Regions from separate parts of the Mus musculus genome. Here all the other regions are linked to region 1. The links are chromatin loops, found by intact Hi-C in ENCODE. Cell type or tissue: left cerebral cortex. All regions are shown on one strand. Region 1 has its middle 9.5 kb from the start of Mdrl. Region 2 overlaps Nkrf (NF-kappaB repressing factor). Region 3 holds the start of Rpl39 (ribosomal protein L39).

What was found. Hi-C counts contacts between places; a loop is a spot of excess contacts. Peaks named below come from ENCODE experiments on the same cell type or tissue, not always from the same donor. Only the 100,000 strongest peaks of a DNase experiment are listed, where the experiment ranks them.
Region 2: a loop joins it to region 1, with 4 times the contacts of the local background. A loop is called at or near these places in 2 of 42 quality-filtered maps.
Region 3: it touches region 1 in a loop (2.3-fold over the local background); 3 of 42 quality-filtered maps call a loop at or near these places.

What each region holds. Positions count from the first base shown.
Region 1 is chrX:36,803,674-36,811,673 of GRCm38, reverse strand. No RefSeq gene overlaps it. Among named protein-coding and RNA genes, the nearest start is that of Mdrl, 9.5 kb to the left of the region's middle. In left cerebral cortex, CTCF peaks have their summits at 102 (motif pointing left) and 3,561; DNase peaks (open chromatin) are centred at 3,006, 3,612, 4,489, 5,871 and 1 more place; H3K4me3 peaks cover 1,075 bases; H3K27ac peaks cover 756 bases.
Region 2 is chrX:36,894,519-36,902,518 of GRCm38, reverse strand. All of the region lies in intron 1 of Nkrf (NF-kappaB repressing factor), which reads left to right. Among named protein-coding and RNA genes, the nearest start is that of Nkrf, 4.9 kb to the left of the region's middle. In left cerebral cortex, a CTCF peak has its summit at 3,387 (motif pointing right); DNase peaks (open chromatin) are centred at 22, 242 and 450; H3K4me3 peaks cover 1,335 bases; H3K27ac peaks cover 760 bases.
Region 3 is chrX:37,081,845-37,089,844 of GRCm38, reverse strand. Rpl39 (ribosomal protein L39) reads left to right here and starts at 4,623. Exons shown (of 3, transcript NM_026055.2): 1 at 4,623-4,720; 2 at 5,757-5,860; 3 at 7,096-7,327. The coding sequence starts at 4,718. The coding sequence ends at 7,144. It overlaps Snora69 (small nucleolar RNA, H/ACA box 69), which reads left to right and starts at 6,812; the gene lies at 6,812-6,933. In left cerebral cortex, a CTCF peak has its summit at 4,850; DNase peaks (open chromatin) are centred at 4,367, 4,572 and 5,144; H3K4me3 peaks cover 2,666 bases; H3K27ac peaks cover 1,305 bases.

The DNA of each region.
Region 1 (8,000 bases):
CAGGAACATTTCAACATTAAAAACAAAACAAAACAAAACAAAACAAAAAAAATGAATTGCTGCTAAGACTGGATTTGGCCAGCCATCACCTGCCCCCTTGTGGACGATGCTTTCCTGACTCTTTAAGGAAAGGGAGAGGAAATATCTGCAGTGTCTGACATTACCCAGCATCTTTGCTGACAATCGTGCAGTGCAGCCTGGGGATTGGCCATTCTGCCCCCACTGATCAGGAGTACCTTACAAATGTCTCCGGTTTCTTTAGTCCATGACGAGGGTGTTGTAGCTGGCACTCAACACTTGACTCTGGTGCAACACCACACTTGGCAGGTGCTGGTAGCATTCTGGCCCCTTTCCTAATTTTCAGTCATGGTCTTAAAAACACAAAACCAACCAAACAAGAGAGGAAAGATTCCCTCTTTCCTGCCATCCCTTTCTTGCTAATCCTATGGCCACCATCTCAGCCTAGAGCAAATACCCTGACTGTCGGACCAACCTTATCCCTGGACTTCCATTTCTTATGATAAGATACACATGTTCGTCATCTGATTCTCTACTTCCATGTCAAGCTTGCACTGCCTACAAGTCCCAACCTACCTGTCAGACAATAAATACATACTATCTGGCTGCCTGCTGTGTACAAAGCACTGCGCAGGAATGTGCCCCAGTAAAAAAGGTGTGATCACAATGGCTGTTGTGCTTTTTGTGTTTTTGTTGTGTTTGTTGTTTTTGTTGACTCACATAAGCTGGAGTCATCTGGAAAGTAGGAACCTCCATCGAGAAAATGCCCACAGCAAATTGGCCTGTGGGCAAGTTGGTGGGGACGTTTTCTTGATTGATGGCAGGAGGGCTCAGCCCTCTATGGACAGTCCCACCCCTAGACTGGTGGGCCTGTGTTGTATGAAAAAATAAGCTGAGAGAGAGCCATGGAGAGCAAGCCAACAAGCAACATTTCTTCATACTCAGGGCTTAGATTTCTGCCTCCAGGTTCCTGTCACGCTTGAGTTTCTGCGTTGGGTGCCCTCAGAGATGGCCTGTGAAAGGGATGTATGAGCCAAATAAACATTTTCCTCTCTAGCTGTTTTTAATCATGGTCTTTAACACAGCAAGAGAAAGCAAACTAGGGGCTGGTGAGATGGCTCAGCAGCAGGTAAGAGCACTGACTGCTCTTCCGAAGGTCCTGAGTTCAAATCCCAGCAACCACATGGTGGCTCACAACCATCCATAATGAGATCTGATGCCATCTTCTGTGGTGTCTGGAAACAGCTACAAGTGTACTTATGTATAATAATATATAAGTCTTTGGGCTAGACCAAGCAGGGACTGAGCGAGTGGGGCCAACTGGAGCGAGAGGGGGGCGTTTAACTGGAGCTAGTGAAGGTCCTCAAAATTCAATTCCCAACAACGACAGGAAGGCTCACGACCATCTGTACAGCTACAGTGCGCTCATATACATTAAATACATAAATAAACAAATCTTTTAAGAGAGAGAGAGATACAGAGAGAGAGAAATCAAACTAAAACTGGTGTCTACTGTCTTAGAGAGGAAAATGAGTCTTAGAGACACTAAGCAGCTTGCTGGAGGGCACCCAGGCAATGAATAAGAATGAGGACTTAAACCCTCCACACTCTTTGCCTTTTCCACCATTACCACACTCCCTCCATCAGATAATTTTTCTGGAACTTTCTCTGTGTGCTGGCTACTGGTTGGTCTTTTTATTATTATTATTATTATTATTAGTGGCCGGGCAGTGGTGGCGCATGCCTTTAATCCCAGCACTTGGGAGGCTGCCAGCCTGGTCTACAGAGGGAGTTCCAGGACAGCCAGGGCTACACAGAGAAACCCTGTCTTTAAAAAACAACAAAAAAATTTTTTTAAATTATTAGCACATATGAATTATATACATAGTAACAGATTTCATTATGAAATTTTCATACATAGTGTAATGTATTTCAATCATATTCACCCCCACTACCCTCTTGTCTTTGTTCCATTAACCTTTTTACCAAATAGCCCTGCCTTCTACCTTCTTCTCCCTGTCTCTGGTGCTGGTCACTGTTCTTTATGCTAAAATTATAGGGATGAACAAACCAGGCGTGTCTCTGGTCTCCCCTTTTAGAGCATCTAACCTCATGGGAGAGGCTATTTTTTGCTCCCACAGCTCTGTTCCTCCAGTTTCTGCTGGTCTATTTGTCCCAACTCCTCCCATTTGTAGGAAGTTTAGGTTTCAATTAGCTAAATAACATGCTCCTCCCTTCTTCCTTTCCTTCCTCCCCTTTTCCTTGATTACAGAAACAGATACTGAGAGCCCACGCAGGGCAGTCTTTTACACAATTAGAGATTGTGTCTAGTGGCACTTGTGATTTCCCTTTGTACCATCCCGCCTCTGCACCCTAACCCCTGTTGTGCCTTCAGTTCTCCCACTATCTTCTTCATGGTCCTGTGCCAAAATTACCAGGGCCCACCTCAAATCTTGCCTCCATGGTGGGGTCTCTCTTGACCCCTGGCCACAATCATCCTTCTCCTCTCTGAAGTCATCGAACAATTCCCTGGGGAACTCAAGAGTCAGAATAATGCATTTAGCACACATTTGGTATTCTGTATCCATAACTCTCCCATCTATATATGGATCTTTTGTTTAGACCCAGGCAGCATTTACTGAGTGTTTCTCATGGATTTCAACAGTGGCAAACCAAAGGTGGCAAACCTTTGTAGATGCTCTTCCAGTTAACAAAGAAAGGGCTGTTTTAGTCATGATTGTCACAAAAGCCGTTTCTATTTCATCTTTCAACTTAAAAATTACAATTCAAATGATTTCCTGAATATATTCTCATCAGGTGAGTGAAAGAATGATCTGACTACTGTGTTCTTTGATCAGCACCCCCTCCCATGACAGACTCGAAGATACAGAGGCAGAAGATGAGGTTCAGAGAAGGGACATGATGTGCCCCGGGTCACACAACTTAGTGTGCATGAGACTCCATCTTGTGCTGTTGTCATTTTCCCTGGGCTGTCTTCCAGAGGACAAGAGTCATGTTTATCAGGGGTTCTACGTTAAAGCTGGGGCTGAGAAATCTTTTTTCCTTTTTTTAAATCAATGAATGCCACCACCCCCACCCCCCCACCCCCGGGCACATGGCTTTGCTTTGCACAAGCCACTGTGCTCTGACGTGGGTTACACTGACCCCATCTAGTCAGTGAAGAGTCTTATCATCTATCTCAAGGCGTTATGTCATTGGGACCCTGAAAGTCTCCTTCAGGAACTTCTACAGCAAGTCGAGGCCCGTCAAACATTTTTTTGAACATATGCCATTGAAGGAAATACTAGGTATGCTATTGTCAAGGAGCTAAGACTTGCCTAACACATCCCACACACTTAGCCGACCAGCCAGCACATGCCCAAATTCTATATTATGTACTGCTGATGACGTTTCTGAGGGTTCAAGCCAGCAAGCGAATAGGCTGGAGCGGTGTTGGGAAGGCTTCTTGGAGGAGGTGGGGCGGACTGCAATCATTGGCAGGCAGCCTGTGTGGTGAACCGGCTGCGTGAAAAAGCGCGCCCTCTGTAGGTAATTTCAGGAAGGGCGGCTAGAAATCGGCCGGGTGGCCAAAGGGAGACGGAAGTGACGGGTACTCCGCTGCCGGCGCTTCTACGGGTGCACCACGCTGTGCCGCAGCCGCTTCCTCTGCTTCCCTTTTGTCCAGTCGGACACAAGGCGCCTTCCAGCCCCCATTACGCCCATCGCATTTGCGATTTCCGCTCGGGGCGTTCCCAGCCTTTTCCCAGCCTTCTCCCCTATTTGTCCTTGGTTTTAGGCGTGGCGAGCAGGGGCGTTTCCTTCAACTCCTCGCCACCCTCCGAACGGCGATTGTGTCTGCCACCATACAGAAAGCGCCGGGCCAACTTTCCCAGGCAAAGGCCCGCCATCTGAAAAAGACAGATGGGTGGCTACCGAACAGACACTGAAGCACTTCGGGTTTTGTTTGTTTGTTTTGTTTTTCTTTTGTTTTGTTTTTAACCAGGCTTCGGGTAAAATACTAACTCTTTTAATCCTCACCACAGCGCTAGACAGGTGGCGTTTCCCAGGCCATTTTATAAGAGAACAAACGGAAGTGCTGAGAGTTGAGTGTCTTGCCCAGCCTCCTGTGGGGCATTTTTAAAATTAATGATTGATGTGGAAGGACCTAGCCCAATGTGGGTGGTGACATCCCTGGGCAGGTGGTTCAAGGGATATATATTTATTTATTTCTTACTGGCTGCCTCAGTTTCCCAATCTGGGAAATGGTGATTACAGCACCTGTATTTTAAGACTTTTTGTGGGGGGAATTAAATAGGAGAAGCCACATTCAATTAGAGGAAGGTCCACCCTACAGCAAAAGCTGAAGAAATGGCAAAGAGCATACAAGAGAAACAGAGTGCACTGGCTTTTTAAGCCAGTCGGAGCCTCTTAAGTTTTCATCTGCCTTCTTTGAATGGGCTCAAGAGTAGGGCACTTTAGGCTCAGGCCTAGGGGCATGCCAGGTCTAATAAGCCCTAGTTAGTCACATGGAAGTGCAGTTGGTACAGCTCTAATGACAGTGTCCTCAGGTGCTCCAATAATGTGATTGCTCCTCTCCTCTTGGAGTGGCTTGAATCATCTTGTGTGATAGCCAGTGTTCATTACTGTAGCCAGCACAGCCAGATGCCCATCAAGTACTATATGGAGGGCCCTGTGTTAGAAGTTCATGAAGGAGTGGCCAGCATATGTTCAAAGAGTGGTAAAAGCATTTGAAGTGGAGTCATCTGGAGTCCACAAGGTACGGGGAGGGGAGTGTTTCATGCCCCTGCCTCTCAGATGAGCCTCTCATTTTGCCTCTTGCAAAATGTAACAAAGCAAAAGAAACGGTGCCTCTGACCAAACTCCTATTGTATCCATCTAAGCTCACATCTACTATATGGGTACAGTGTTAGGAATATAAAGAAAAACAAGACAGAACACCTAATGGAGACAAACAAGGAGATACTCAGTTGCCATACAATGAAACAATTAAAATAATTAGCTGAACAAATGTTTCTTAAGTATCTATTACTTGCTATGTACTGTTCTGCCCAGGCACTGAGGACACAGCTGTGAATGAAAACACATAAAATCCCTGCCCTTATGGAGCTGACAGAAATGGAGTACTCTAGTGGCTAGCGGAGTATAGGCAAGTTGGAGAGGAGGTGTGGTTTGAGCCGAACTTAAAGACCTGTGCATGGGCCCATAGCATGTGCACAAGTCACAGAACAGAGGGTTAAGTACGTACTATCTCTCCATCCAAGGTAAAGTCTGGTGCTGATGAGATGGCTCTGTGGATACTTGCTGACTGACTCCTACAAGTTGTTCCCTGCTTTCTGCGGGTACACAGTGGCATTCGGGCATCCCACATACAAGATAAAGAAATACATGTTTCAAAAAAGAAGAGCTACAATCAAGAGCAAATAGTCCAAAGTCGAAGCCTCCACATTTTTTTTTTTGAGTGCCACCCTGGCTAAAAGTGAAGGGCTCCCAATGTCATTTGCTCCTGGGTTTGTATTTGTTAACTGGGGCCTCACCCAGTAGGTTAATCACCCTAGCCGCAGGCTGCTATCCCGCAAGAGGTCCTTACCAGCATAGGCTTAGACCCTTCATTTAAAAGGCAAGCCTAGGGCTCAGGGGGTGTGTTCCAGCCTGGGGACTTGCTCTCTCTCACTCTCTCTCTCACACACACACACACACACACACACACAAAGAAATAATTTTTAAAGGCAAGCCAATTTTGGAAGAGCTGAAAAAATTTGAATAAAATAAAGCTTAAATTCAGAGCTTTAGGTTTGAGTATTTTGTGCACTGATGATTCCTAACTTTGGCTAAAATAGAAAACCACCCACGTGCTGAGAGTGGTCTCTGTAAGCAGTGCTTTTTATAATGCAAATTTCTTTTTGGTATCTGTCCAAAGGACTTTGTTGGTGGATACTAAAACTATCTGGTGGCTTTCATTGTTATTTTATTTTGACAGGCTCACCATAGGTAGCCTAGACTGGCCTTGAACTCAAGATCCACCAGTCTCTTAAATTCAAGAATTACAGGCCTACCATCACGCCTTGCAGGCTTCACTTTGCAATAAGTTTTATGGCTCATGGCTGACAGGTCACCTTGAAGTTCTCCTAGAATTCTTCTGATAAGCCAGATAGTGCTGAGCACATTCCTTTACCTTGCTACAACTCAGTTTTATCAACTGTGAAATGGAGCAAATAATTCCACCTACGTAGCAGGGTCAGTGAGCTGAATTCATGTAAACTGTGCTTAGTGCAATACCTGACATGGGAGAGGTCAAAATAATGGGCCTTGATCTTTGTAGCTTGAGAGGAATCCCTGGTATGTAGTTGTAGCAATTATTTCATCACGAGAAGCACATTCTCTTCAATCTGTCTGGTTCTAGAAACTCTGGAAAGAACTGTAGCCCCACTTAAGAAATAAGCTGAATATGCTGGGATATGCCTATATTCCACCCAGTACTCGAAAGGCTGAGATAGGAGAATCACAAAGATTGCCAGTTCGGAATTAGCCTGGAGTACTTAGCAAGACCTTGTCCCAACCAACCAACTAATCAATCATTTGATCTACTAATATAAAATTTACCTTCACACACACACACACACACACACACACACACACACACACACGTATGCATGCAAGCACAAAATTGCTTTCCAATTTTCCTGATGGAAAGACAGATGGAATGTGACATGACTCAAGAAAGACATGGAGCTGAAGTAGGATTATAATTTCTATGGCCAATTGTCTAATTGGCAAACAGGATGCTTTCACCCATATGCTCAAGTGCTTGTTACCCCCTGACCTTCATATCTACAGTAAGGCTACTTACTGAAAAGTCTTTTTAAAAGTTATTTAATTTTTTTTTTTTTTTGCAATGCATTGAACATTGGCCTTGGGCTGGCAGGGCAAGCACTCTACCCAGTGAGCTACACTCCCTTACAGCTTTACAGCTCAGGGTTTTTTTTGTTTGTTTGGTTGGTTTTTGGTTTTTGGTTTTGTTTGTTTGTTTTGTTTTGTTTTGTTTTGTTTTTACAATGAATGGACTCCTGAACCATGGACTTACTTGCAAAAGTGAAAGGAGATTATTGCCTTTAAAGGTCTCAGGGGTTTGTCTATTCTCAGCAGTTTCTTTCTCTGGGGAGGAGTGAAATCACAGGATTGGGCAATCAGGCAAGAGCCTCACAGATTCCTTGAAATACTGCTGGAGCAAAGGGAGTGACCGACTAGGGCCCTGGCGACTGCCTGGCTTGGCTGGCTGAGCAGTACAGACCGCCTGGAGGCAGGCCGGATATAATTTTGGCCTTTGCTCCCTTTCATAATCAGTGTTGTAAAATAAAACCACATGTGCCCGTTGTCCAGTCCATTCCAGGAGTGTCATTTTCTTCCTTTACACCCTTTGTCTGATTCACTTTCTAGCCAGTACATATGGAATTTTCTAAAGACTGCTTTCAAAAAAACTGTGCAGATTTGGTTATGGGCATAGCTTAGAAGAATTCTTGCCTAGAGTACACAAAACCCTAAGTGTATCTCCAGTACTGCAGGAAAAGTAAAATATGCAAACCAAGAATATATCATTCATGCCAGCCTCTCTTCAGTGACATGAAAATGAAATACCTTGCCAGGAGTGGTGGCGCACACCTTTAATCCCAGCACTTGGGAGTCAGAGGCAGGCAGATTTCTGAGTTCGAGGCCAGTCTGGTCTACAGAGTGAGTTCCAGTGAGGAACCCTGTCTCGAAAAACCAAAAAAAAAAAAAAAAAAAAAAAAAAAGAAAGAAAGAAAATGAAATACCTTGATAAAACAATTAGCTGTTATAATAAATAGTATTAAAATTGTATGGAAGCTTGGCCATACAGCTTAGTTATGTAGCATGTGCCTAAGTGAGACCTTGGCTCTGCTTCTCAGCATAGATATCTAGATAGATAGATAGATAGATAGATAGAT
Region 2 (8,000 bases), 91 kb before region 1:
ACATGGAGACGCTTCACTAGTCGTTGCGGGGTGGGGTGGGCGATCGCGGTTGCAGGCGATGACATGACAGCCCATGAGGGCACAGAGATGCCCCTCCAGGACCAGAGATGGAGATAAAGTAGATCCTGGAAGAGGGTCATTGAGAGGTAGTCGTTGCGATTGGTGATAAAGAGCAGAACCTCAGACCCGCATAGGGGCTTCCAAGGATGCGACATCTGCAGAGGCTATTTGATGGAGCTTCCGAGGGGAAGACAAGGAACTCCGCAGTTCTAATCCTAGTCTCCAGACCACTCTCTTCTTCTACCTCCATGAAATAAAGCAACCCCCTCTCCTTGCAGCCCCCCAGCCAGGTCTTATCATCTTCTCCTGGGGAGGCGGTATGTGTCGGGTCTTTGAGCCGCAGTGTCAGACTTGCTTGTAGATTTGCGCATAATGTACTCAAACAAAGAAATGGATCTATCTGCTGGAAAGATGGATTGCCATCTTTTCACCTTAAATGGGATAGGAGGAATTAACATTTGGCCTCTGTGTGAGGTTTTAGGGCTGTATGTCTCTCTCTCTCTGTGTTTCCTCCTTTCCTAGAACCTGGTGGCTTCTGAACAGGCCTCTTGGAAAGCACTTTGCGTTCTATGGAGACTGCAGTATGGTTCCAACGCAGGTTTTTTTTTTTTTTTTTTTGAAACAGGATGTTTGGATCCGCTGTCCTTCAGAACCTCAAATTTGGCTTTATCCTAGACTAATTACTTCAGTAGACTGGAAAGATTCTTTATATTCCTGTCTAGCAGTCAGTTTGTTTTTATTAGGAAGAATGAGAAATTCTGGAAGATGATCAGATTTGGTTCAGCCAGATCAGTTCTAGGAATGACTGTAAACAATGCAGAAGAAATTGTGTACTCCTACCTTAATTGTTGAACATGGCAGCCAGTGTGAAACTTCGCTTTGCCCTATCACAGAATTTTATATTTTTCTATCTTCTCTAAGTTAACATAATTTCTACTTTTAGAGATAATGGCTATTTGCTTGGAGGAGCTGGTTGCTACTGGGAAAGTCTCAGCAATTAGTCCTCAGATAAATCTAATTTACATAATAATGTTATTCTTGCAGTAAAAAGGTACCTTTATCTTACAATCCTTGGTCTTAATACCACAGGAAGCTACAAAGTATCGAAATCTTAAAACATCTTTAATAGGGGAAAGTAACCGTCCTTTGTGTTCATAACTAAACTTACCTTCCCGCTGGAATGGAAAACTGGGAGTTGATTTTACTGTTTTTCATATTCATACCTTTGTCTTCAAGGCCTAGAAGAAACCTTACGCATTATTCTACTTTAGCATAATAGCTGCTCAGTAAATGTCTGGGGAGTGATAGATGTAAATACCTTTGTAATAGATAGCGTATTTTCAACACTTTTTATCTTATAACAACCACCCTAGGGGTTAGGAGGGAGGCATCTCCTTTTTACAGCAAAGTCAATGGAGGCCAAGAAGTTAAGTTACTATGCAAGGTCTCACAATTGTTTCCAGTCTGATTCCCTTTCCACTGAAATACAGCTGCCATGTGTGGAAATGATGGACCAGAAACAAAAGCAAGTAACTGACATAAGTCAAATCTCTAAATGCCAGGCTTACATCCTGAGAACAGCAGCTTCATGCATAACCAGGGTCTGAACACAAACCAAGCTAATAGTAGTTGGCCTTAAAGCTCAAGCACCCAGGATGTTATGGGTGGATATTGGCAAATCCTTTGTTTAGAATAGTCGTTGTGTTGCAGTATTACCTATATCACTACAACAATTACTATAAGATTATGAGATAGATGAACTGAAAAAGCAATGTTTTGTATTATATTTGATCATTAGACGTAGGAGAATGGGACGATCCCAAGAGAGCTTTGGCAGTTTGCAACTCCATGTGGTTCTCACATTAGATATCCTTGGTTAGCTCACTCTTTGGGTACATAAAATCTACATTCTCAAAGTTGGCAGCGTTCTTGTTTTGTGTTACAGACTGTTCTTCTAAATTGCAGAAACATGGTTATACAGCCCTTTGTAAACTCAAATTATTAACTTGTTGTTCAGGAGATTCCATTTGAGTAGAAACTGAGATAAGAGAAAATCTGAAATTGAGATTCAGAGTATGTTTTGTTCCTTTTGGTGATACTAACCATTTCCATGGAACAAATTTGAGTTTGTTCGTGCGCACACGCACACACACACTCGCATATGTGTGTTCATGCATGCATGTCTCTCTTTGTGTCTCTGTCTCTCTCTCTGTATATTTAATAATATGTTTATGTGGGTGAGTTCCTTGACTATAAGGCCAGGCCAGAGGTCTGCATCTCTATCACTCTCTACCTATTGTTTGAGACAACTTCACAGACTCTAATCTAAAGCTTACCAGTTAGGTTAGACTGTCTGGCCTCTGAGCCTCTGAGATCTGCCTGCATCGTCTCTACCAGCACTTGGGTTGCAGACTGTGTAGTGTGTCACCATGCTCTGGTCTTACATGTGTGTTGGGGATTAAAACTAAACTTAGGTACTTTTCTGTAGCAAGCACTGAACTACCTCCCCAGCCTTGAATATCTTCTTGACTCTATAATTGTGGGGTTTACACATACACATGCATCAAATCACCTGTTTTGGATACTGCATATGGTGGCCCAAGACTTCCATCCTAGCACTCAGGACTTGAAACTGTAGCAAGTGGGTGGTGAGTTTAGAGCTTGCCTGAACTATATAAGGATACCCTGTCTAAAAATTAACAACAATAGTAATCACCTGTTAGGTTTACTAAGCACCAGTTTCCTGGGCCTCTGCTCTAAGTCTTCCAAATCAGAAGATGTGAGAAGGGCCTCAAAACTTTTATTTCTCTTAGGTTACCAGATACTGATATCGCTAATTTGAGGACCAGTAGAATAAAGTGATAGTTTTGTTTTTAAGATTTATTTATTGGGGGGCTGGTGAGATGGCTCAGTGGGTAAGAGCACCCGACTGCTCTTCCGAAGGTCCTGAATTCAAATCCCAGCAACCACATGGTGGCTCACAACCATCCATAACGAGATCTGACTCCCTCTTCTGTCGTGTCTGAAGACAGCTACAGTGTACTTATATATAATCAATCAATCAATCAATCAATCAATCTTTTAAAAAAAGATTTATTTATTGGGCTGGCGAAATGGCTCAGTAGACTTCTTCCAGAGGTCTGAGTTCAATTCCCAGCAACCACATGGTGGCTCACAACCATCTATAATGAAATCTGATGCCCTCTTCTGGTGTGTCTGAAGATGGCCACAGTGTCCTCATAAAATAAATAAATAAATAAATAAATAAATAAATAAATCTTTTTATTATGTATGCAGTGTTCTGCCTACATGTATGCCTAAAGGCCAGAAGAGGGCGCCAGATCCCATTACAGATGGTTGTGAGCCACCATGTGGTTGCTGGGGATTGAACTCAGAACTTCTAGAAGAGCAGCCAGTGCTCTTAACCTCTATGCCATCTTTCCAGCCCAAAGTGATAGTTTTTAATTTACTTTTTTAAAAAGATGGGTCTCATGTAGCCCAGACTGTCCTTGAAGTTGAGAGTAGCTGAGGATGATCTGAAAGTTCTGATTTTCCTGCCTCCCGTCTCCTGAGTGCTGAGATCATGGGGTACACTACCATGTCCATCTTTATCTGATGCTTGAACCTAGGGCTTCAGGAGTGCTAGACAAGTACTCTATCTATTGAGCTATGTCCCCGACCCTCCTGTCTACTTTTAAATACTCTTTCCTCATTGTCCTGGCAACAAAGAAACTCAGAAAACTTTCCCTTCGCTTTTTCTGTTTTATAAAAGTAAGCAACCTGTCAAGAAGTTTTGCTAGATATGATGTGGTTAATGCCCAGAATCCCATCCCTTAGGAGTCTGGGACGGGAAGAATTTTCTGAGAAATTTCTAAAACAGTTTCAAAACATTAGTCTTGTGGCTAATGAAAACTTATTATAGTCTTCTGATCAACTACATACATGAGAGGTAAATAATTTTATACATATGAATACCTAGGGTGTCTGCAGTGTTTACTTACAGATTGTAGCTAGTGTGTTTGCTGCTGTATTTGTTTTGCAGGACTTGAGTGTAGAAGCTAGAATCTCAAGGATGGTAGCCAAAAAATAAAGAAATAACACAAAACCAACATAGCTACTTTGACTCCTTTTCGTCAATATAATTCTTTTTTTTTTCTTTTTAAGTGAGTTTTTATTCGTCAATATAATTCTTAAGAGTTTGGAAGCTAGATTTTGTGTGTGTGTGTGTGTGTTTGTGTGTTGTGAAACATAACTTTGCACGTAGGCTAAGGAAGTGGGAGACTTTTGAAAAATTCACCTCCAATCTGTACGTATATTATTACCTTAGACCATTAAGCATCTTGTAAGTAGTTTTGAATGAATCATTTTGTATTTTTGTATTTTGTTTTGTTTGTTTCTTTTTCTTTCTACTCTCTCTTTATTTTTATTTTTCTTTGTTTGTTTTTGAAACCGAGTGCCACTGTGTAGCCTTGGCTGTTCTGGAACTCATTCTGTAGATCAGGCTGACCTCCAGCTCCCAGAGTTCTGTCTCTGCCTCTGCCTCTGCCTCTGCCTCTGCCTCTGCCTCTGCCTCTGCCTCCTCTTGACTCCTGGGGTTAACTAGAGAGTTGGCTCAGTAGTTAAGGGCACATGTTGTTGTTACAAAGGATAAACATTTTATTCCCAGCACCCACATGGAGGTTCACCACCTTGGGCACCAGATATGAATGTGATACACAGACATAATATGCAGGCAAAACACTCATACATAAAATAATAATTTTAAAAAGACATGTGCCACTACATCTGACTTTTAAGTTTCTAATCTCAGCGTTTTGATTTAAAATTTAGTAAAGCTGTTTACTGTATTTGTAAAGAATTTATAACCACCTATTACTGAATACTTACTAAATTTCATATGCCATTGTATATAATGATCTATGTTTCTCTTGTAGCCATGCACATAGATGTAACTTGTCTTGTGACCAAGACTATGATATATATGAAGAAAAATCTGTTGCCTATTATAAGCCATCTTTTAATCATGTGCTAGACATGGTAGGTGAGTTGAAGACCACCCTGCTTTCTAGAAGCTTGGTGCGTTATAAACTACATAAAGAACTTTAACAGATTTAAACTGTTACATTCTGTTACAGTTACAGTTCTGTGGTTTTCCCTTAAGTATTTACAGCCAAATGTGTGACCTAATGGACACATAAATGTGTAATGTGCATGCATTTAAAAATGATAGTAGACCTGCCTTAGTGATATTTTACATCGTATTCTATAATACAGAACTGTGTGACCACTAAAACCCATATGGTAGTAGGCTGTGGAATATAGCTCAGTGGTAGAATCTTTGCCTGGAATGCTCAAGTCTGTGAATTGAGTTTTCAGCATGGCAAAACCAAAATAGAATAGATGTGGTAGTAGCATGAGGAAAACTCTTACAATAGATAACAGTTCAAAACAGGTTATTAGTTAGTAATGGGGGGGCATAGAAAATAAACAAGAAGAATATAAAGTAACACTTTAGATGATACTGCAGTTATCATAGCTGAGATGTGAAAATTTTCTTCATTAGTTTTCTTTGGAGTTAAAGGTATTGTTTTTAATGTATTATGAAAAATCACTATGGGAGATAGCAATGACTTGACCTTTATCCTTCAGTGGGTAGATATTTAGGTAATTTTAGCAATTTTAATTTTAGGTTAGAATTCTAGTGATCTTATTAAAGACTCTAAAATTTCTGCATTGTATTTTGACTAGTCAAACATTAGATAACATGATGGTCTTTCCATTCTTATGTAAGCTTGCTGGGCTTCTTTTGTATCATTACTTCCTAATAAAGGCCAGAGTCTGACTGTGTTGGCAGCCTACGCAAGAGTTTATTTTTATAGCCTCTGGAAGATGGCAAATTCTGCAGCAATTGTAATGAATAGGGAGCAATAAATAGGTACAATAATTACTGGTGCTGGAAGAAACTTGTGAGACAAGTGAATGTGAATGGTGGGAGCCCTAGGTATTCCCTTCATGGCCATCATTATGGTCTGTGTACCATTTTCAGTTATACTGCACATTCAGAGTCAGGTTCTAATTGAAGGTCTAGAGAATTTTGACTGGACCCAAGGCAAATGGCTTGGTTGTACCACCAATTTTTGCAAATGTGAGATCAGTGGTTTTAAAAGTTGTGGACTTTGGACTAGAAATGTGGCTCGGTGCTTAAGAGCACTGGCTGCTCTTTCAGAGGACCTGGGTTCAGTTCCCATCACCCATATAGCAGCCTACAAACTATCTGTAACTCCAGTTCCAGAGCATTGGACATCCTCTCTGATCTTTATGAATACCAGGCACATACATGGTACGCAGATAGTATAATATATATGTAGATAAAACACACACACATATATATTAGTATATATATTAATATATGTTAGTATATATAAGTATATATTAGTGTATATAAACTAATTTTTATAGTAATGAATAAAAAATGTTTTTAAGCTGTGAACATCACCTGATTTCATAGTCTTTGTTTTCATCCTGTACTTTGGAAATTGGACTCCCCACATCCAAGAGGAAGTGATGGGTACAATGTCTGATGCTTTAGATACCTTTTCTGATGACCAGATAAGAGTAAAGAAAAATAGGATTACTCTGCATATTCAAGTACTGATGCTAGCTGTAATAGCAATTGTCTGTAAGAAACGAAGGTTATAGCTAGCTTCCCATAATCTGTCTACAAGGTTTTGATTTATGCTCTACAAGAAAATCTATCTGATGGGTATGGAACCTACTGTACTGGATGGGGAAGATGTTAATCTTTAACTTCACTACTCATGAAAAGCCGTGTGTGTTACTCATTTTCAGACTTTCTTCCCAGATACTACCAGTTAGAAAAAAAAAGGAAGGATTAGCAGGTGCTAAAACTTCACTTGAGGTCATTTTTTAATTGCCATGCAGCAAAATTATGTTATCAAAAAGCCAATCTAGCCTGTTGTGGTGGTACACACCTGTAATACCAGCACTCAGGAGGCTGAGATACATATGACTTGTATAGTGAGACCCTGTCTGCAAACAGATGAAGTGGGTAGAAGAAAACAATGAAAAGAAACCCAAGAAACATAAGGCTAGTAAGATGCTTCAGGCATTTGCCACTAAGCCTGATCCCCAGGTCTCACATGGTGGAAGGAGAAACCCAATTCCCTTAAGTGATTATCTGACCTCCTTATGCACAATGTGATTGACACATGTGCAACCCCTCCCTCAATGATTATAAAATACTACAGTTAGGATAATGGCATTGTTATTATCAGCAGACCTTACTCAGAGTCCTCTAGTTTTGCTGTTTGTATTTCCTCATGTATAGTGGTTGCGGGGGGGGGGGGGGGGAGTAGATGAAATGGATCAGTGGGTAAAGAGTGTTTGCCACACAAGACTGATGACCTAACTTTGATAATCTGGAACTCACATTAAGATGGAGGGAGAGAACTGACGCCAGGGTTGTTCTCTGACCACCACATGAGGCAGGCACCATGGTGTTTACAATTTACAATTGCAATATGTTTTTACAGAAGACCTTTACTAGGCCCAATACCACAAAGATCCCACCTATTGTTCTTTTAAAATAACTAAACCCGCACAGTCCCACTCACTGTGACATGTATCACTGGGTTGGTCCTTTTTCTTGCTATATAGTTCTCTGTTGTCTGTTTATACCTGAGTTTTAACCTTTCACCTTTTGAAAGCTATCTGGGCTGATTATAGTTAGACCTATAAGACTCTTGTGAGCACTCATATACAAGTTTTTGTATGAATGTAAGTTTTCTTTTCTTTAGGATAAATGCCCAAGAGTACAGTTCATGTGGTAATTGATGTTTAGTTTAATTAGAAAATGCCAAATTGCCGGGCATGGTGGCGCACGCCTTTAATCCCAGCACTCGGGAGGCAGAGGCAGGCAG
Region 3 (8,000 bases), 280 kb before region 1:
ATTAGGTTGAGAATAGATTCAGTTAACATAACTTTAGAGAAATCTGGCCTTGAAATGAAACAGATAGGTTTTGAGAAGTGACCATTTCTTTCTTTTTTTTTTTTTTTTTTTTTTTTTTGGTTTTTCAAGACAGGGTTTTTCTGTGTAGCCCTGGCTGTCCTGGAACTCACTTTGTAGACCAGGCTGGCCTCGAACTCAGAAATCCACCTGCCTCTGCCTCCCAAGTGCTGGGATTAAAGGCGTGCGCCACCACACCCGGCGAGAAGTGACCATTTCTAATGTAAGAAATACTAAAGTCTATTTAGAAGACATTCAAGAGAAGGGCTACCTGAGGGAATAAGTATAGGATTTTTGCAAAGACAGTCAAAATAGAAGCCAAGCTAAAGGTCACGGGAGCTGGCCTTAGGAAAAAGGCTACTCCGGACCCATCAATAAGAAGCTAGCACTGCCTGCCTCCCCTTCTGGCCTGTTAGCAGCTGAGTAAACTCAGTTTTCCTATCAGCATCTTCCTCTGGTGCTTGCCTGTCCTACCTAGCTCTGAGTCAACCCCTCTTTCCTGCCCCTTTAGATTTCTTCCATTCCTTCATTCGATTAGCAAGTGTCTACTGTTCACTGTATGTGTCAGTCCCTAGGGACAAGGATGAAAAGAAGACAAGCCCTTGTCCTTGAGTAACTCAGGATCCATCAGTGACCGCCAGAACTACCAGTGGATTTAATCAGAACTCTGTGCAATGTGAGAAGGGCTGTGAGTAGACAAAATGGTTTGGGAGTCTCCTGTGAGCTGCCCAGTGGTGCTGAGGAAAATCCCTAAACTCCATCTATGAATGGACACCACACCTTAGCAGGAGGCCCTCCCTCCTGCTAAGCAGTTGTTTTGGGGAACTGATACCTTTTTCACAAAATTACCTTTTCTTTCTTTTGCTTTCTCTTTATGATTGTTATTTTGTATCTGTGTGTGGCTATGGAGGTCAGAAAGAGGTGCTCAGAAGTGTAGAGCAGCAGTGAGCTACTCATTGTGGATGTTGGGAGTGGAATTAGGGGACCAGTTTAGGCCAGGCACTTTAATCCCAGCACTCAGGAGGCAGAGCAGGTAGATCTCTGTGAGTTCAAGGCCAGCTCAAGTTCTAAGACATCCAGAAGTATGTAGGGAGGCTCTGTCTCAACCCCCACCCTCTCCCAAATAGTAGTGCCAATTTTTAACCTCTCTAGCCCTAATTTTATTCTTTTTATTATATTTATTTAATGGAGCTGTGTGCGCATGACAATGTGTGGAGGTTGGAGGACAACTTTTGGGGATTGGTTCTCGTGTCAGGTTTAGTCAATGAGCCATCTCACTTTTCCCCATAAACCTCAGCTTGTACCCTTGCTGTCGCCCTCTATCACCTTTAAATGTTTTCGTGTGTGTATACACACACACACACACACACACACACACACACACATATATTTGTTTTTTTGAGACAGGGTTTCTCTGATTAGCCCTGGCTGTCCTGGAACTCACTCTGTAGACCAGGCTGGCCTCACTCACATAGATCTGCCTCCTGACCACTGATTAAAGGTGTGTGCACCATGTTCTACCTCTGCTGCTATAAATCATAACTTCATATTATTTATAATAAACCTATAGGAGCCAGGCATGGTAGATTATTGTCTATAATGCTTGGTACTCAAGAGGCTGATGCAGGAGGATAACTGTAAGTTTAAGGCCAACTTGGGCTATATATAGTGAGTTTGAAGTCCACCAGAACTACATTGTAAGACAAAAACCAAATCAACAACTTAGAATAAACTCATAGGAGCTGGGTGTGCGTCTCAATGGTAGAGTGCTTTTTATTACATGTATACAACCCTGGGTTCCATCCCTAGCAACACACACATACATACACAGAGACACACACTGAACTAAGATTATAAATCATGGGGGCGGGGGGGGGTGGTGTTCATTACATTTGTTTCTTCAGGCACAGATTTTTTTTTGTTTTGTTGTTGTTGTTGTTTGAGACAGGGTTTCTCTTAATAACCCCAGCTGTCCTGGAACTCACTTTGTAGACCAGGCTGTCCTCGAACTCAGAAATCTGCCTGCCTCTGCCTCCCAAGTGCTGGGATTAAAGGCTTGCACCACCACACCGGGCCAGATTTAGATTTTTTATGGCAGGACAGCCAGGGCTACACAGAGAAACACTGTCTCGAAAAACAAACCAAAACGAAAAAGAAAAAAGAAAAGAAAGAGATAGAGAGCCAGGCGTGGTGGCACACGCCTTTAATCCCAGCACTCGGGAGGCAGAGGCAGGCGGATTTCTGAGTTCGAGGCCAGCCTGGTCTACAAAGTGAGCTCCAGGACAGCCAGGGCTATATAGAGAAACCCTGTCTCGAAAAACCAAATAAATAAATAAATAAATAAATAAATAAATAAATAAATAAAAAAGAAAGAGATAGAGATGTATGTATGTATGTATGTATGTATGGTATGTATGTACACAGAGTCTCATTCTGTAGTCTTGGCTGTTTGAATAACAGGATTTCCTGCTTCAGCCTCTGGAATTTCTGAGTTCAACAGCCTTGGCTTTCCTGGAACTTACTCTGTAGACCAGGCTGGCCTTGAACTCAGAAATCTGCCTGCCTCTGCCTCCCAAATGCTGGGATTAAAGGCATGCGCCACCACTGCCCAGCTAGAAGCACATTAAAAAAAATAAAGGCTTAGAATCTAAACTGGGAATGGTGGTGTAGGGCCATCATCATAGTAATCAGGATGGCCATGGGTCTGATCCTTTACTGAGCACTGATCCTACGGCGGCACTGGGCACCACTCATACAGCACTGGCCACCACAGGAGCTCTCAGGTTGCTTGTAGCCATGAGGAACTAGCTGCTCTGCTGGGAGAAGTGAAGCTATGGAAATCAGGAGAAAGTCCAGAGCTGAGTGCAGTGTGTGTTAGGTATCTGTGAGGAAGGGAAGAAGAGGCAGGCTGCTTGGGGACTCACGTGGTCCTCAGCCTTTCACATCACAATCTCATCCCCTCCCCCGGAACGACATACACAAGGTAGTTCTGAGAATAAGTTGGCACTGATAAAAGGAATCTTTAACTTTTTATGATATCCACAGGTATTATCTTTAGTTTTCAGCTTCTTGTTGTTCTATGATGTGCTCTTTCTATAGTTTACCTTTTAGAAGTAAGGTCTCAATATATAACCTAGGCTAGCTCACAATTTATGATCTTCTGGCGTCTGCCTCATAGGGACCTCATAGGGGTACACAACTATACCTGACTTTCTGTTTTATTTACACAGCAGTTGAGCAGATGTCAAAGAGAAGTAGTTCTTACCTTCCACCTTTTTGAGACAGGGTTTGCCTTGTTTCTGTTGCTGTGTTAAATACTCCAGGCTAGCTGGCCCTCAATCTTCCAGGACTTTCTCTCCTGTCTCCACCTTCTATTGTGCGGTAGGAATCTTAGGGTTGCAGATACATAGGAGTACTTATTTATTTATTTATTTATTTAGCGACAGGGTCTATATGTAGTAATCCTGACTGGCTGGAAGCTCAGTATATAGACTAGGCTGGCCTTGAGCTCAGAGATATTGATCCTTCTGCTTCAAGTGCTAAGATTAAAAGTGTAGGCCACCACGCCCTGTATCTTCACTTTTTGGGACTTGAACTATAAGTTGGCAGGATTGCGTAACTGGTGCTTTTATCTACTAACGATTCCCCTGGCCCTGGTATATGGGATTTTTACCCCACCGGAGACAGAGTTTCTCTGTGTATCTTTGGCTGTCCTGGAACTCGTGTGAGTAAACCAGGATGGTCTCAAACTCAGAGGTCTGTCTGCCTCCCAAGTGCTGGGATTAAAGGCGTGCACCACCACTTTCCGGCGCCTTTTTTTTTTCTTAAGATTTACATATTTATTTTATTTATATGAGCACACTGTAGTTATTCACTACAGATGGTTGTGAACCACCATGTGGTTGCTGGGAACTGAACTCAGGACCTCGGGAAGAGCAGATGGTGCTCGTAACCGCTGAGCCATCTCTCTAGCTCCGCCTCCCTTTTAATCAAGTATTTTTAGGTACTATTGATAATGGGTCCGTGTGTGTTTACATGGGGACGTGTACCTGTAAATCATAAGTGTAGGTGCCCCTGGAAGTCAGAGACATGTTACCCCCTAGAGCTGGAGGGTTGTAAGCTGCCTGATATGGGTGCTGTGAATGGAACTTGGATTCTCTATAATAGTGAAGTTAGTCATTAAAAGATGTCTGCAGCCCCATCTTCCTCCCTTCCAGGGTGCATCGCCAACCCTAAGCCCCGCCCCTCTCGCAGAAGCGGGGGGAGTTGCAGCTCTGGAAGTGATGTAGGCCTTTTCCCGCCCTCCTCAGAGTTGGTCCCGCCTACTCCGTTTCCAGGTGTTTGCTAAGGGTTTACTTGGTTACTTCTCAAAGGCCACCTACCATGGCCACCAAGGCTGTGGCCCTCAGCACAATGATGATCACCTGCAGGAACAGGCATGGACGCGGAGGCCTCGGAATTACGTTCTCTATAAACCGGTTTGGGTTCCCACGGCCCCATGGGAGCGCAGGGGTGGAGCTAGGGAGGACGCTGCGAGTCATCCATCCCCCCCTAAGCTCCGCCTCTAGCGACTTCTTCTAATCGCGTTCTTCCGGTCCCGGCCTTTCTCTTCTCCATTCCTCCGCCATCGTGCGCGCTATTCTTGATTCGGCTTCTCGCCATGGTAAGACTATCGGCCGCCATCCGTCCCTCAGCGGCTTTCCTGAGGCCACAGACCGCTGTGCCTTTGTGGCAGACATGCGCAGCATTGAGGGCTGGGTGTATTTTTCAGGGTTTTAGTGTTCGTTTTTGGAGCTGGGACACCTATCGGCCTGTGGGCGCGGCATGAAATTATCAAGTCCATTTACCCTTGCAGGATGAGAACGCTCTTCCTGCAGCCTGGCAAGGGGTGCAAAGTATTCTTGTTTCATATAGCCTGGGGCTGACGGTGATCTTCATGATGGGGGGGGGGCAGAACGAGAGGCTTGGGACCACTCTTAGATTGTCCCTGATCGAAGAGCATGAATCGCCATTTGCACAGCGAGATGTCCACAGTAAGGGTTAACAGAACTTTGAGATCCCTTCAGAAGTTAGCGCGTCACTCCTTGGAGGCGTCTGCTAACAGCGCATCAGTCATTGCCTACTGGCAAGATTATGCTTATGGGCGTCTAGGTACAAAGTGGGTTTAGTATCTGAATTTGTTAAATAAAACCTCCAACTGGTCTAGGGGGACGAGTGCGCTTGGCCTTCGTTGCATTTTTTTATGTAATGGTGTTTGCCTACGGAGTGTCTAGGGCTCCGTAATCTTAGGTTAGCCAGCAATGTCACTTGGAGGTAGATAAGACTTACAGAGTACAGTACCTAGTGTCATTGACTTAAAACTGGCCAGGGTTTGCCTAACCTCAAGCCATCCTTGTTCCAGTAAGTCCGTTTCCTCTCCTACTCCAGCTATTCCGTGTTTCATCGCTGGAGCCCAGCAGACAGCCAGTTTATAGGTCAGACAGGACCTGGGCTTAGAAACTTGGTGCTGATTATGAGCCATGTTTAAGCCATTAACTCTTCCTCCAGAGAAGTGATGAGGATAAAGGACTTGGTGGTTCGAGGTCGGGGAGCTTTTCCTGGGTGTATGTTCTGCAGGCCTGATGTTAGTTTGTTGGAATTTGTGACTGAATCAAGAGACTAGGCTGTGGTGTCACTAAGCTGGTTGCATCTCCTCGTAGTCTTCTCACAAGACTTTCCGAATCAAGCGATTCCTGGCCAAGAAACAAAAGCAAAATCGCCCTATTCCTCAGTGGATCCGGATGAAAACTGGTAACAAAATCAGGTAAGCCTTCTCTTGTCCGGCTTGGAAATCGTTATGTTTTAAGTAACTTTGGGCATGGAGATACACAGTTGCAAAGTACGGTCCACCCCAGTCAATTAGTGTGCTGGGGACTCCCTTTTGAAATGTTTTTCCTTTTGTTTGGGTTGGGAGCACGGGGTTGAGAACTGGGAGGAAACACTTCTCCATTCATCAAATGGGTCTTGGGGCTCTAGCTCAGGTCATGAGGCTCCTTGGTAGTGACTAGCTTACTTAGCCCCCGAAATCCCTCCACAAACCTTTTATAAATGCTTCCTAATTTCCCTAGGAAGGCTTCAAGGGATTTGACTATTCTGGCAGGAGTGTTCTTTCCTGCAACCAGAGTTGAGCTCAGGACCAGCTGGGTCTTTGAGAGAGGTGGAAGGGATCGAACCCAGGGTCTCCCCCAGGCAAGGGAAGCGCCTTTCTGAGTTCTTTCTGTGGTGTGGGGGATGCAGGCCCACATGTGGTCAGAGGACAGTTGGTGGGAATTGGTTTTTCCCAACATGCTGGGATTAAAGATAAGCATTGCCCAGTTTTGGGATTAGTAAAAATCTGGGTGTGGCTCTGCTGGGGCAAAAAGTGAGCCTCCTTGTTCTTAATTTAGCCACTTAAGCTTGATATCAACAACCCACTCTAGCCTTACATTCGAGTTAATTACTATCTTCTGTCTTCTGGTATGGTACATGTATTTAGAGACTTTACTTGCAGTCAGGACTAGACTTTCAAACTTTGGTTCCCCCCCACCCCCATAGAGTGCTAAGGAAAGCTTTGAAGCACTAGGCAGCGGACCTTAGATGCTTTACCGGGTAGTCTTTTGCTTTTTGAAACAGTCTTGTTTAGCCCAGGCTGGCTAATCTGCTCCAACCTTCCAAGTAAGTGCTGAGGTTACAGGTGTGTGCCACCTTTATAGGTAACTTTGAAAGAAAAGCAGGTAGCAATTACAGTGCTTCATTTTGTGGGAGTACTGCCATTATCCTGCTGAAAGAAAAGCCATGTTGGTTGTTTCTGATTTTTGCTTTTGGGGTAAAAATCGTGACACCTTGACATGAACAGTTCAGAGACTGGTTAGCTTAGCTCTGCTACTTACTGTAAGTCCTTTTATGCTCTAGCAAGCGCTTTAAATAAATTCTCTTGTTCCTCTGAAAGTCTGACTCTGCTAGAGGAGCAGGTTTGTTGTGACCAACCCACCTTGTAACTGGTGGCTTCTCTTTGTACAGGTACAACTCTAAGAGAAGACACTGGAGGAGAACGAAGCTGGGTCTGTAAGGATTCACACAATGGCAAGACTGAGGATTTATACTGAATTGTCATCAATCAGTCCTACCAGATGGATTTCAACATTTAAACCTGGAGACTCTTCGTGTCTTGAATTAGGATGTTTGTCCAGTAATAAAATATAGAACCTTTCAAAATGCTTTTCTGGTTTATAAAGTACTGAATTGCCCTTATAAGACCCGATAAGGCTTCTTCTGTGGGGTAAAATATTGTTTCCTAGGAGCTAGAGATTACTCAGCAGATAAGGGTACTTGGTATTCTTGCAGAAGTCCTGGTTTTTGGATCCTAATACTCATAGTTTTTGTTTTAAACCTTAAGATTGAGTCCACATGTTTAAGCCACAGTGTTAGTGTAGAGGTCAGGACAACTGGAGTCCTCTGTTTTTACATGTGTTCCAGGTGTTTATGGCAAGGGCTTTACCAACAGCTATCTCAGTGAAAGCAATCCCCCACTTTTGCATAGTGGCTTTTTGTTTTTGTTTTTTTTTTTCCAAGACGGGGTTTCTCTGTAACCCTGGCTGTCCTGGAACTCACTCTGTAGACCATGCTGGCTTCAAACTCTGCCTGCCTCTGCCTCCCAAGTGCTGGGATTAAAGGTGTGCACCACCACCGCCCAACAAAGTGGCTTGTTCTAATCCCTTGTGTTATAGATTGAGCTCAGGGCCTCATGTAGGCCAGCACTCACAGCAACTGGACTGCACCCCTAGCCCTGTAGCAGTGGTTCACAACCTAGGGGCTGATCCTGTTTCACAGGGGTTACCTAAGGCCATTGGAAAACTTTACAAATCACAACAGCAAAATTATGAAGCAGTGAAAAATTTCATGGGGGGGGGGTCACCACAACTTAA